2 separate regions of the Homo sapiens genome follow, and region 1 is linked to region 2. A link is an interaction called in ENCODE POLR2A ChIA-PET data of the cell type or tissue named here. Cell type or tissue: HepG2. All regions are shown on one strand. Each heading gives the region's core, and the rest is flanking DNA. Links, peaks and the distances in the headings are about the cores only. Region 1 overlaps MOSMO (modulator of smoothened). Region 2 holds the start of MOSMO (modulator of smoothened).

Region 1 (6,598 bases), core at 3,172-5,671, 70 kb after region 2:
TATGATGTACTGAACCTACAATTTTTAATGTTTACCAGCAAAAAAAATCAAATGTAAATCTAAGTTCACTAGGTATGTAGTTACCTTTGTAACTGTACAGACTTTGTATGTTAAATTGAGAAGAAAGTTGCTAATATAATAATTCATAATATTGCATTTTGTCAGAGGGTCTTTCATTGCCAGCAGTTACATCTTTTATAAATGGAACAGTGACTAGAAAAGGATAATTTGTTAACGGTCTTTTGCTGAATGATCAGGAGGAGTTTCCTGTTAAGAGTTCTCGAGCACTGCTGTGAATGCCTTCTTTATTTCCAAAATTACAAGAAAATGCCTTATCATAAGACACTCCCTCAAGTTTTTTTTTTTTTGTTTTCAAGGAGACTTTTTAGTGTTTTTGTTTAAGAACAGTCATGCAATTCCCTGGTGCCTACTCACCTCTACCAAATCCTCTCTTCTGGTTTCAAGCAATTACCGTGAAACTTAAAAGGTTAGCAATAAATAGTGTGACAATTTTTTTTTTTTACTGATTTACTTCTCTTTGGCCTATGAAGTCAATCAGCTCCAAGTAGAAGGTGGTGTGTGGCATAGTGTGTGGCATTTTTGTGAAGATTTGTGTACTTTCTGTCCGGTCTGCCTTCCTCCTGCCTGTGATAACCCCATAAGTATAATGTTGCTTGCACCTGGGCAGGGATCACCAGATGGGTATAGTTATTAGATGACTTGGGAGAAAAAGTACAGCTTGTTTATTTTCTTCTCTGCTTAACAGTTAGCATTTGGGGGAGGACTCAAACTCAACTTTGAGAGAACTGATTTCTTGTTTCATTTTATTTCAACAAGTTGCTTTATTTCTAAAAATACATCAATGGCCAAACTCAAGTTGCAGAAAAGCACCCTCCTTCCAGCAGCCCCACCTAGCCACACGTGCACGTGCACACACAAGTCCAGCCCTGCTCTGTCTTCCCACCAGGGCAGCTTCCCAAAATGCCACTAGGAATTTCACCAGTTCCCTTCACAGAAGACATTTGTTCGTGGCAAGTGCTATGATTTCGAGGTCAATGTCTTTTTTATTTTTGTGTTCATATTGAGAAAATAATGCTGGCCAGGCACAGTGGCTCACACCTGTAATCTCAGCACACTGGAAGGCCAAGGCGGGAGGATCGCTTGAGACCAGGAGTTCTAGACCAGCCTGGGAAACATAGACCCCATCTCTATAAATAAAAGAATGTAGACCAAAAAAATCCCCCCAAAATGCAAAAATCTGTTATGTTTCTAATAGCTCCAGAAATTTCCATTCCTATATTTTTGGTAACTTTTCCCATTTGCCATTGCTCTTGGAAGGGGAAACAAGTAGTTTTTATTGAGAAGTACCATTGAAAACATTCTTCTTATTGGGGAAGAAGATCAAATAATTGCTCTGTCACCTTTCTAATCTAAGTTTTTATAAATTACCCCAAATTTGATTGAGGGAGGGCCCTTGGGTTTGACATGAGAACATCCTTATGGAAAAATAATGCTTGATGTTTTACCAAAATCACTTTTATTTGAATGGGGAGAGACACTTTAAGAATTACCTTCATAATTTGCCTTTGTGATTTTCTGTGAAGCATGCCAGCCATGGTTTGGCAGTGTGAACACTTGTAAACTCTACAAAAATTGGTGAATATACCAAGTTTGGGACAGAGGGCCCTCCTAGTTTTTCCAACATTTTCTTGAGTTTAATGGAAAACTACTTATACTGTAATATTCTTAGACCTTATACCTTTCATAAACATATTGCTTCTGGCATTTAATCTATTATTTAATTTTATTTCTATATTACAATTAGGCATATTTCAGGTTTGTCTTCAATTTCCTGAAAAGTGATTTTCTTTTCAGCCAAAATGAAGTCATATACAATGAGTCTTGGATCTAGGAATCAAAAAATACCAGTTCTTTCTGCCAGCATGCAGGCTCAGTGAGGGCAGGAACCTCATCCTGTCTGCTGTTATTTCCCTGGAGCCTAGAAAAATACCTGACACAATTACTCAGAAAAGTATTTATTTAATGAATGCCTGAGTGAACTGCCTGTTATGACTTTTCTGAGGTCATTTGTTATTTTTTTAGGTTCACTTTGTATGTTAAACTAAGTATTACTACGTTATGAACTACAGCAGATGCTGAAGAGTAGGACTTAGGATGTGCTTGAATGACCCACGAAGAGATAAATGAGATTTAAGAACTAAAGGGGTGGTGGTGAGGAATATTCCCTGGACAGGCCAAACCCACTAAAGTATTCCCACCATTTGCATCTCCCCAGGAGCACTCACTGTGGGCCTCGTGCGACAGTGTCAAACAATCCATGGACGAGACCGGACGTGCATCCCTCCCCGGCTTCCCCCGGAGTGGGTCACCACACTGTTTTTTATCATCATGGGAATCATTTCATTGACTGTCACATGTGGTTTGCTGGTGGCTTCCCACTGGCGAAGAGAAGCTACAAAATATGCTCGATGGATAGCATTCACTGGAAGTAAGTAACCTGTGCTTACTAAATTTGTCTAGAAGGCACCCACCCACACTGGTATTTTTATGAAGATAATCAAGAATCAGTAATAAGGACTTCATAATCATCAAAGAGCACCACTTGTGTATGGCCGTGAGATAGACTCTACACAGTCCCATCATTTCTTCAAAACTCTTTCTGCAAGACCAGGACATCCACAACTTTAATCACTTTGTATGAAATGCTATTTTAATGAATTTTATTTTTGCTCAGATTGTGACATAAGTGTTCCAGGTTTGTGACTCAGAGTTACCAGTAGCCTGAGTCTTTTCCTCTTCTTGAAGCTATTGGTATCATCTATCAAAATAAAGATAAGTATAGAACAAATACATAAAAATATAAATTAGATGAAGGTGGAAATATTTTTTAATATTGATTTTGAGTTTCTGCTGTATGTTGTAACCATTGAAAAATCAACACATTTTGTTATTTAATAATTGTTTATCAATATTTCTTACTCCATTAAGCTCTGCCCAAGGGTATAAGCTTATATATTACACATTCTCTTGTACTTTGCAAAATTGGTTTAATTTCACAACACATCAGAGATTTATCTCAAGTTAAACAGAAGAAACAAAAATGCACAAAGAAAAGACATTTCTGCAATTCTGCTTTCGTGCTTCTTTTTCTCCAAAGCAATTTTGCACCCCAGGGGTTATTTAACAATATCTGAAAACATTTTTGGTAGTCACAACTAGGGGGATGCTGGTGGGTAGAGGCAGGGAGGCTGCTAAACGTCCTACAAATACATAGGACAGCCCCCCACAACAAAGAATTATCTGGTTCCAAGTAGCAGTAGAGCCACTGTTTAGAAATCCTGCTCTAAAGAAACAGGAGAACAATACCTATGCAAATGAGACTTTTAATTCAGTGCCTTAAAATAATCTCAGGTTTGCATACATTTTTAAAAATAAATATAACAGCTGACTTTCTCTTGATATTTTCATTTAGAACGCATATAATTGGGATAAGGGATAATCCCTTGTATCCCTATTAATGTTAAAACTCAGTTTATCCTAAAGGGCTGCAGGAGAGTGATATTCCTTCATGAGCCTCTGTTTCTTCCTGTATTCTCTGAAATTGATACTCTTTAATGTGTATGTTTCTGACTCTGTTTATCTATATTGCCCTTAATTTTTAAATTTAGATCAAGTTGCCTTTTATATAAAAAAGGTTCTCCATCCTTGTTAAGCAGAGTGAAACAAGTTGGTGACCTTTCCCCTGTCCAACAGACCTCCTGAGACAATTCTTTTCTGGAGAGAGGGTCCAGAAGCAATCGTAGAAACAGTGCGGCTAAAGTTAAGGATATTGATGAGAAATTTAAAGAGAATCTGCTTCTTTATCTTTTACTCACAGATTCACTAATCCAGATAGAAATCACTCTTCAAGGAGTGAAATAATATCAAAGAAGGATTTAGTTTCTGGATTTAGTTGAAATTTGGGAATGCATATGCCTTGAATACCAAAAACCTAAAATATGATTTAGCAAGGTAGTGTGAGTCGAAACGTTATATGCTCTCATGAGCTATAGATTCTTATGACCCAATAAAGGGAAAGAACTAGGATTATCTGTTTTCCATTCCCCTTAAGCAGAGAATATTTAAGTATGTGTAGTTGCCCCCAAATGCAATGTATTTTTTTCTTTATTTTTTAAATAATTTAACTTTTTGAAATAATATGTGCATATGATGCATAATTCAAAATCTCTGAAAGGGTAACCATGTGAAATCATATTTGGCCCTGTCACCCAGCCATCCCATTAACCCCTTTCCTGGAGGCAACCATTTTTACCAGTTTCTGGGGTTTCCTACTAGAGGTATTCAGTGCACAGAAACATATCTATTATGTGTGTGTTCCATACATACATATTTATGTAAAATTTTTTCTACTGTTCTGTATCTTGGTTTTTAAACGTAATATATCTTTGAGCTAATTTCATTTAAGCAAGCATAGAGCTCCCCCATATCCCGTGACAGCCCCACCGAGGACCTCCTGGGGCTCCCTAGTCAAACAGGTTAATGAGTCTAATGGCTCAAGGCTTCTGAGAACCTCCCTGGTGCATGAGGACCTTGAGGGTGAGGATAAGGGCTGCCTTGCTTTTAGCTTCCTTAAATACATTGTTTTTGGTACCAGAACGAGTGGCTGGGGTGACAGTTCTGAGAGGGATTGGGCGCCCCCTAGTGTTTCCACTCCACCCCTGAAAAATGTACTTTATTATGTGTATTTCTATTCCCGTTAAGCTATAGTTTTCATAATAATGTAAGGGTGATATCTTCTGATGGCCGTGCACAGTGGGGAAATATGTCTCAGAGAAGAGCCCCCACATGATGGGGGTTCCCTATGGGGGCAAGAGAAACCAAGATGAGTCGTCCTGTTCTTCAAGTTTGGCCCTTGTTCTTTCCTTTGCCACCCTGATTTCCACCCTCACCTACCAGTGCACCTGATTTCTGACTCTCGCCACCAAGAAATCTGTGCCATGGAGGATATGAAATTGTGTCTTTACAAACTTATTTAGGATCCAAAGCTCAGCCTTCAAAGTTTGATATTATCAGCATTAATAATATTTTAAGATCTAAAGTAACTTAATAGTTCACAATAGCTTAAAAGAAAAACTCATCCACCTGCATTAAATCTGCTCCCAGGAAGTATAGAGAACCTGCTTCCTTGGATTTAAAACTAAGGTTAAACAGGACTTCATTGTTCCCTTAAAATTTAAGCCTTTTCTAACAAATTTGGAAAATATTTAACTCTTGAAAATGTTAAACTCTTTGGTTGCAGAATGATTACTCCATTATAAAGGATAGATCTTTTTTAGAGTAGAAAATAGGAAATGATAGGAACAAAGTTGGCATGTCAACATAATGAACAAATTTAACATCTGCATATTCCTAAAGTACTTTTCTAAATTACTTGTTTCTTGAGATTAGTCAACATTAAGAAAAAAATTGTTTTACAACAATAATTTTGCCCCATTGTTTTTTAAATTAGATTGTGTATAGTTACCTAAATTGTGGTTTCATTTTACTCACCAGACCATATTAAGCTGTGGAACCATTAGAAATTGGTGACAGACAACACTGATAAGTGGGCATTGGCAGCACTAATAGTTATTTGTTGCTGACTATGCAACAAAAAAGCTAAAAGCTATAAAACATAATGCCTGAATTTTTCATTTGTTCTATAGTAGCTATCTAAAAAAATCCAAGTTTGCTTATGTAATATTATTTGGTGTGGTCATTTGCCCAAAATGAAATAAGCTGTAAGTTTGTATAATATAAAATAATCTACCTAAATCGTACAAGTAAGAGTGCTGTTGTTTCTTAAGCTGATGTATTACTTAAGCAAATGTTTTTTCTCATTGTATTGCTGGAGTTATTCCTTCTGGAAGGGGTTCCTAATTGACTTTTTTAAAACTCTGAAAGTTTTGTTGATTGGTTAACACACAAAAAAATGTAGAGACGAGTGTCAGCTGAAATGTTTATCCAGGACTCTGTTAGTATTGCTGGGGGATAGTTTTCACCTGGAGGTGAAAACGCATTCAGTTAATAATGGAAGGTCCAACTCTTCATGTACAGTGCCTAGTAATCTGTCCTCACATTACACTGAAGAAGTATTTCTGCCTCCAGAGAAAGTTGAAGGACAATGAACACTTGAGCAATATGCTTTCAAAAAGCAAAAATATTTTCTTGGAAAAGCTAGCCTATCTGTAAATAGTTTGTGTTCACTAAGAAGACCATTTCTTTGGTAGCACAAGGGAGCAGGCCATTTGCTGAAACACTGGACTGTGGAATCACTTTTACCCGGACATTGGGTTTTCTGATATCCTTTTAAAAACATTTTAACAAATAATATACTCCTTTGTGTTTACATGCAAAACTCAAAGAAGGTTACCTATCCTCCCTGACTTTAACCTACCTCTCTGGGTATTCAGAAACCAGACAGAGATTTTATTTTTTGGAATATTATCCATGATAAGAGATAACCACTGTGACACTTTACTAATCCCAGAGATCTGAGGTTATTTCTACTAGCTGGTTTTATTTTATTTTTATTTAT
Region 2 (6,598 bases), core at 1,860-4,359:
CTACCGGGTGGGTGGTAGGTTGACAGATCTCAGCTGTCAGCCCTCTTGAGGAATTGTCTTTGTCTAAAGAGAGCTGCCCTCCAAGCTCCATGGCAGGTCAGTGCAGGGATGAAAAGACTTGGCCCATTTACTCCAACTCAGGCCAACTCAGCAGCTATCCTAGTTTCAGAACTCCCCTGGGGGTCTGCCAAAGCCTCCCATGACTGCAGCACAGACTGACTTCTCCCTCTTCCCACCCCTGCTTCCCTTTCCCCATAGGACTTGATTCTCAAAGGCTCTCTAATAAACTTTCTGCACTAATCAATAATCGCATTTCTGAGTCAGCTCAAAGGGAACCAATCCATGAAACAAACTGAGATTTGAGCCCGGGCGCAAGCTGCTAACTCTGGATTTAGTTTCTTGTGTCTTCTCTAACCCCAGAAACCCCAGGTACATGTGTGGTGCGTCCACCATGCTCTTGGCCCACGAAACCTAACCCCTAGGGAGACAGTGTGTTTATTGTCAGGCTGAAGATACTCCTTAAAGAGAAGAGTGATCACACAGTCCCTTCCACAGCTTTGCCCGTGGTCCCATCTGGATTCAGCCTCTTCTGGCCAAGGCCTGCCATCCATCACAATAGAGCATGCCATGTTCATGGCCCTTTAACAGCTGCAGAATGGCTGTTTATGACTTCAGGCTGCACAGCATATCTCCCTCCTGGAAGCCTTCTATGTTCTTCTGGGTCCCCAAGGCTTTCTGCCATAAGGAGTCTTGTGGCTCATTTCTGAAAAGTCCCAGCTGCTCTGCTTAGGGGTGGGTGAGAGGATGGGACGCTTCTGTCACCGAGGCCAGGAGTCTTGTTAGGCCAGATGGGGGTAAAAGGCCCAGAGAGGTGACATGGCTTTCCCAAGGTCAAGTCAGGAGCAGGGCAGGAACTAGAACATAGTTCTGTATTCTCTCTGCTTCACTCCATCACCTCTCCCAAACCCTTAGGGTTTGCCTCTGCTAAAATCTAGACTGAGATACAGAGAGAAGGGGACTGATCTGTCCTGCAGACCTCAGAGACTGGGGACTCTGAAACACCAGCCAGGCACAGTGGTGTGGGCCTGTAGTCCCAGCTACTTGGGAGGCTGAGGTGGGAGGATCACTTAAGGCCAGAAGTTGAAATCCAGCGTGGACAACATAGTGAGACCCTATCTCTGACAAAAAAAAAAAAAAAAGGAAAGAAAGAAAAGAAAAGAGCTATAGGGATAAAAAGAGGGATTAATGGGAAATCTGTAAACAGTTTGGCCCCTGCCAACCCCACCTCCCATTCTGGATGGTAGGAAGGTTTGGGATAGGTGACTATTCTCTGTACTGATGTGCAGCCATTAGTATGATAAAAATGTTTTAAATTCTTTTAACTCAATACTGGTTGTTCTTGTGCTTTAATCTTAGACCCAGAACCATTTGTAAAGGGTAAAAGGAAGAACTGTATTATTTATTTATTTTATTTATTAGAGACAGGGGTCTCACTGTGTTGTCCAGGCTGGTCTTGAACTGCTGGACTCAAGTGATCCTCCCACCTCAGCTTCTGGAGTAGCTGGGATTATAGGTGCAAACCACCACGCTTGGCTACTTGTATTTATTGTAAACACAAGAACCCAATCATCATCATTCTATTCAGCTGGAGTTAGAATATGTGCAAACTGTTCAAACATTCAGCCCTAGGATTCTTCTAAGCTGGCCAGTAGAGAACATCAGTGGATATTATCTGGGAATTTAGTCCTGTATAGTTACAGTTTCTTCTATCACTGGGCAATAGAAAACCCCAACAAGAAGCCAAATATGACTCAATTAAATTTCTCCAGTACTTATTTAAAAAAAGAAGAAAAGAAAAAAGAAACTGAAGACTATTGCAGTAATGTGATATGCATTATATCTGGATCCTTGGAGTATATGAATTATCTTGTGTCAATTTCTGTGGCAGAGGAAAAATAAATTGTATAATAACAAAAAAAAAAAACCTTTCCCCCAAGAGACCAATGTTTGGACAGAAAAGTCAATATAGACCAGCAATCAAACCCTTCCTTCTCCCAGCTATGTAGTGACACTGATACTCTGTTGCACATTTCTGCAAGGCTGTTGGATTTGGTGGAATTTGAAACCTCCTGAATTTTGTGGACATGTAAGCATTCCAAAAATAGAGACAGATGTCACTCTTCTAGGTCCTTCTAGAGACGACCTATGTGGCATTTAAGGAGAAAATGAGTGTTTCATCTCCATCTGCTGCACGGAGTACCATTAGGGAGAGCTGGATCAAACGTCAGGGTTAGTGGTGATTCGGCCCATGAGCTGTGGAAGAAAAGAAAACCTCCACCATAGCATATGCTGACAAATTATGCAAATGCCTTATTTTCCTGTTTATTCATCCAACTTAAGACGCTGCACACACAACTCAGTAAACGGGATCATAACACCTGGTTGCTCAGGTCAAAAACTTATTCTTGAGTTCTCTTTCAACTCCTTCCCCATTATCAGCAGGTCCTTCCCTCTATCTACAAAACATCCAAATCTGTCCATTCCTCTCCATCTTCACTACTCTCACCCTAGCCAAAGCTACACTTCTCTCTCGTGGACTACTTGGCCTCTTAACTGGCGTCCCTGTTGTCATCTTTGCCTTTCCCCCATACAAGCTACACTATGGATCTTCACAGATTAAGTAAGATCATGGGATTCTGCAAACACCCTCCATTGCCTTCTCATTGCACTCAGAACAAAATCCAAGGCCCCCAAAGCCCTACACCTAGCCTCTGCCTACCTCTTGTCATACTACTCTCCTGCCACACAGGCCATTTTGCAATTCCTTGGACACGCTGATCTCTTTCTGCCCCCCTCCCCTAATGATCTTTGCATTGGCTGTTCCCTCTGTCTGGTCTTGCGCCAGGTCTTCAAAGTGCAGATCTTTACGATCGTGATGGTCTCAGCGGAAATGCATCCTTCCCTATCGCAGGTATCGCTCCGACTCCCATCACACTGACCTCCATTGAATTCAGGGATCTGCACCTGAAATTATCTTTATTTTACAGATAGGTTCTTAATGTGTTTCTGTCTCTTCCCACCAGAACGTGAGCTCCCCAAGAGCGGGCGCCTTGCCTCTGTCCACTCCAGCACCTCTGCACCTACAACGTCTGACGAAGAGGGGTTGTCGAAAGCTATTTGCTAAATGGGGCAATCCTGGGAGCTGACGGCCGCGGAACGGGCAATGAGAATACAAGGTGACAGGGACCGCGCGGGGCCCGGAGTCGCTCGGCGGGAGTCGGGGCCCGCCTCCTGCTGGAAGACGGGCAGCTCCCCACTCTCATTCCAGTTTTGCTTCTGAGGGGCTCAGGAGGGGCCGCAGCCTGTGCCCAGTCATCAACATCAACAATCTTATTAGTGGGCAGAAAGCCAAGAGGTGGCGTGGCCTGCCAGAAGAGACCGGGACCCGGGCAGGGACCGGAGCCGGGCCGGTCGGGTCCGGGTCCAGAACGTAGAGGCGGGCGGTGCGGGGAGGGGCCCAGGGCGGCCGGCCGAGCCGGGAGGACGGAGCTGGGGCGCGGCGGCTGGGGAGCCGGGACCGGCCTCGCCAACGCCGCGGCTTCGCTTCCGGGTGAGGGGCGGGCGGGCCGAGCAGTTCCGGGGCGGGCGGCGGTTCCGTCTGTGCGGGCCGCGCCGCGGCTGCTGGTCCCGGGCGCGCGGAGGGCGCGAGCGGCGCGCGGGGGCCGAGGGGGCGCGAGGCAGCGGCGCGGGGACTCCGGGCCCCGGCGGCGGCCCATGGGGCGGGAGGCGTGAGGCCGCTGCCTGTCCGGGGCTCGGGGGGTGGGGGGAGCGGGGCGGGGAGATGGATAAACTGACCATCATCTCAGGATGTCTCTTTCTGGCCGCCGATATCTTCGCCATCGCCAGCATCGCCAACCCGGACTGGATCAACACCGGGGAGTCTGCGGGTGAGCCGCTGGCGCGCCGGGCCGGGCGGGGGATTGGCTGAGGGCGACGCGAGAGAGGGGAGACCCGGACTGAGGAGAGGACGGGGTGGAGGGTCCCGGCCGGAGGCTAGCCTGAGGAGACCGGGGGCGGAGGGGAGACCCGGGCCGCGGAGGAAAGGGATGGAGGAGAGGAAGCCGCCGGGCGCCAGCGGGACCCCCGGGCTGAGGGGAGAGGCGCCCCAGGCCGGGTGAAAAGTGGCCGAGGAGACCTGGGCTGGGCTGGCAAGTCCCGGACCGGGGAGGAGGGGAGCAGCCCTCCGATGTGAGGGATCGCAGAGGAATGAGCTTCGTTCTGGATTAAAAAAAAAAAAAAAAAAGTCAAGGTGGGAGACGGGAGGAAACTGAGGCTCCTGCAAGGGAATTAGAAACCAGGCGGAGAGGCTAGGGCTGAGAGTGAGGCAGCCTGCGGGGCAGTGCGGGAGCCACTAGAGAGCTGGTGGGCGAGGGGAGGCCGAGAGGGATCAGGTCCGACCCCAGACCCTCCACCACCAGAGGAAGCTGCGGCCGGGGGCGAGCCCGGGCTGCGGGCGCTGACCCCACCAGGCAGGGTGAATGGTGGGTGCTGGGAGAGCTGGTGGGGTTGGTGGGAGTGGGGGGCGCCGGATTGGAGCCCCTCTGCACCGCCGCCCCCGCCCATCCCCTGCCCGCTTGGCAATGTTTGAGAAGCTTGTGGCTTCGGATTTTCCCTTTGAAGTGTGTATGTGGTTATAATTCTGCTTTATTTTAGGCCCGGGAGCTATAATACTACTAATAATAAACCTCATTTTATGGAGCGTCTTTCATTCCAGCGCATCACAAAAACGCTGGAGAGCTCTTAATAGTAGTTACAAAATTAAATAACACATTACAGTTGCAGGCAGCCCGGCAGCGGGAGCAGTGCTTGCTGTACCACCACGGAGCTGTGGGCGGGAGAGGCAAGGTGGTGCCCTCGGGAAAGAGGCGGGCATCTTTCTGAAGGGTACCCCAGGTGAATGCGCTTCCAAGATTTTTCTCAGCTTGGGCCACTTCTTTCCCTGTTACCTCTTCTCCCTCCCCTCTTCCCCCGCCTCTCTTTCTCCCTCTCTCCCAGACCTGTGAGACCAAACCTTAATTAATGTAAACAGCTGTCAGGAGAGCTGCTCCGATTTAAGGAATGGTCTTGTTTTTTAACTGCTTGTTCAGTGCAGGTGAAGGAACTTTTGGAGGGTTGGGAATGTCAAGCTCCCTCCATGGATAATTTCTTATAAAAATGCGGCCGGGCGCGGTGGCTCACGCCTGTAATCCCAGCACTTTGGGAGGCCGAGGCGGGCGGATCAGGAGGTCAGGATTTCGAAACTAGCCTGACCAACATGGCGAAACCCCGTCTCTACTAAAAATACAAAAAAAAAAAAAAAAAAAAAAAAAAAAAAAAAGAGAATTAGCCGGGCATGGTGGCGTGCACCTGTAATCCCAGCTACTCAGGAGGTGAGGCAGGAGAATCGCTTGAACCCGGGAGGCAGAGGTTGCAGTGAGCTGAGATTGCGCTACTGCACTCCAGCCTGGGCGACAGAGCGAGACTCTGTCTCAAAAAAAAGAAAAAGAAAAGCATCACTGTGCTGTCAAAACTTAATTTTTAAGTATTACTTATGGTTCTGTATTTATCCTGCAATATTTTTAGCTCTTAGAAAAAAAGTGGTAGCTGGGACATTTGTTGCTTCCTCCTCCCTCCCTTCTCTCCCCCAATCTAGACCTAGTAACACAAAATCATGCTGTCATATTCACTGGTTATTAAAATAACACTCTAAAAATTCTGCTACTTTTCTTGCCCATAGAGTTTTAGCAGAACTCTTAATTGTAAAAGATATGAAGAATCAGGATGGTTTCGAATTTGGTGGTACTATGGGCTTTGTTTATGAAAATATTGTTGCTGCCCGACAACTTAACACGGTTACATGTATGACATCCAGTTCGTGACCTGTTGATGTTTTTATCCTACTTACATGTGTATTGACTCCTTTTATGAGACTTTCAGGCTTCACGTACTTAGGGGAAAAGGGGTTTCGGTGCTGTAGCAGAAGGAATCTTTTTACAAAGAAGTTTTAGATAGAATCCCAATAGATAAAATAGACTAAATGACCATGCAAAAGATATAGTTGAAAGAGAAGAATTGTTACATATAAAAGAGAAGAAAGATAAGTGATAGCATAACGTTCCTAAGATGGAAAAGGGCATAGCCGGGCGTGGTGGCTCATGCCTGTAATCCCAGCACTTTGGGAGGCCAAGGCGGACGGATCACCTGAGGACAGGAGTTTGAGACCATCCTGGCCAACATGATGAAACCCTGTCTCTACTAAAAATACAAAGAAGTTAGCCGGGCGCGGTGGTGCATGCCTGTCATCCCAGCTACTCGGGAGGCTGAGGCAAGAGAATTGCTTGAACTTGGGAGGCGGAGGTTGCAGTGAGCCAAGATCACGCTACTGCACTCTGGCCTGGGCGACAGAATGGTACTCCGTCTTAAAAAGAAAACAGAAAAAAAAAAAAAAAGGGCAAGCTCCTCTTGTATTCAGAAGAAAGCAAGGATAGAATGAGTATAACTCTTTAAAATTTGGAGGCAAAATTGGCTGTGAGTTGCCATGGAGATAGGAGCAATGGAT

Evidence for each region. Peaks named below come from ENCODE experiments on the same cell type or tissue, not always from the same donor. Only the 100,000 strongest peaks of a DNase experiment are listed, where the experiment ranks them.
Region 1: POLR2A ChIA-PET joins it to region 2 with 23 read pairs; 23 of 35 experiments call an interaction of 5 or more read pairs at or near these places.

The regions. Positions count from the first base shown.
Region 1 is chr16:22,073,191-22,079,788 of GRCh38, forward strand. It overlaps MOSMO (modulator of smoothened), which reads left to right. Exons shown (of 3, transcript NM_001164579.2): 2 at 2,297-2,509. Among named protein-coding and RNA genes, the nearest start is that of VWA3A, 16 kb to the right of the region's middle. In HepG2, for the core only: a CTCF peak has its summit at 4,710 (motif pointing left); a DNase peak (open chromatin) is centred at 4,691.
Region 2 is chr16:22,004,461-22,011,058 of GRCh38, forward strand. It overlaps MOSMO (modulator of smoothened), which reads left to right and starts at 3,651. Exons shown (of 3, transcript NM_001164579.2): 1 at 3,651-3,947. The coding sequence starts at 3,842. RefSeq lists a silencer at 3,443-3,682. In HepG2, for the core only: no CTCF peak of the experiment used is centred there; a DNase peak (open chromatin) is centred at 3,181; H3K4me3 peaks cover 2,285 bases.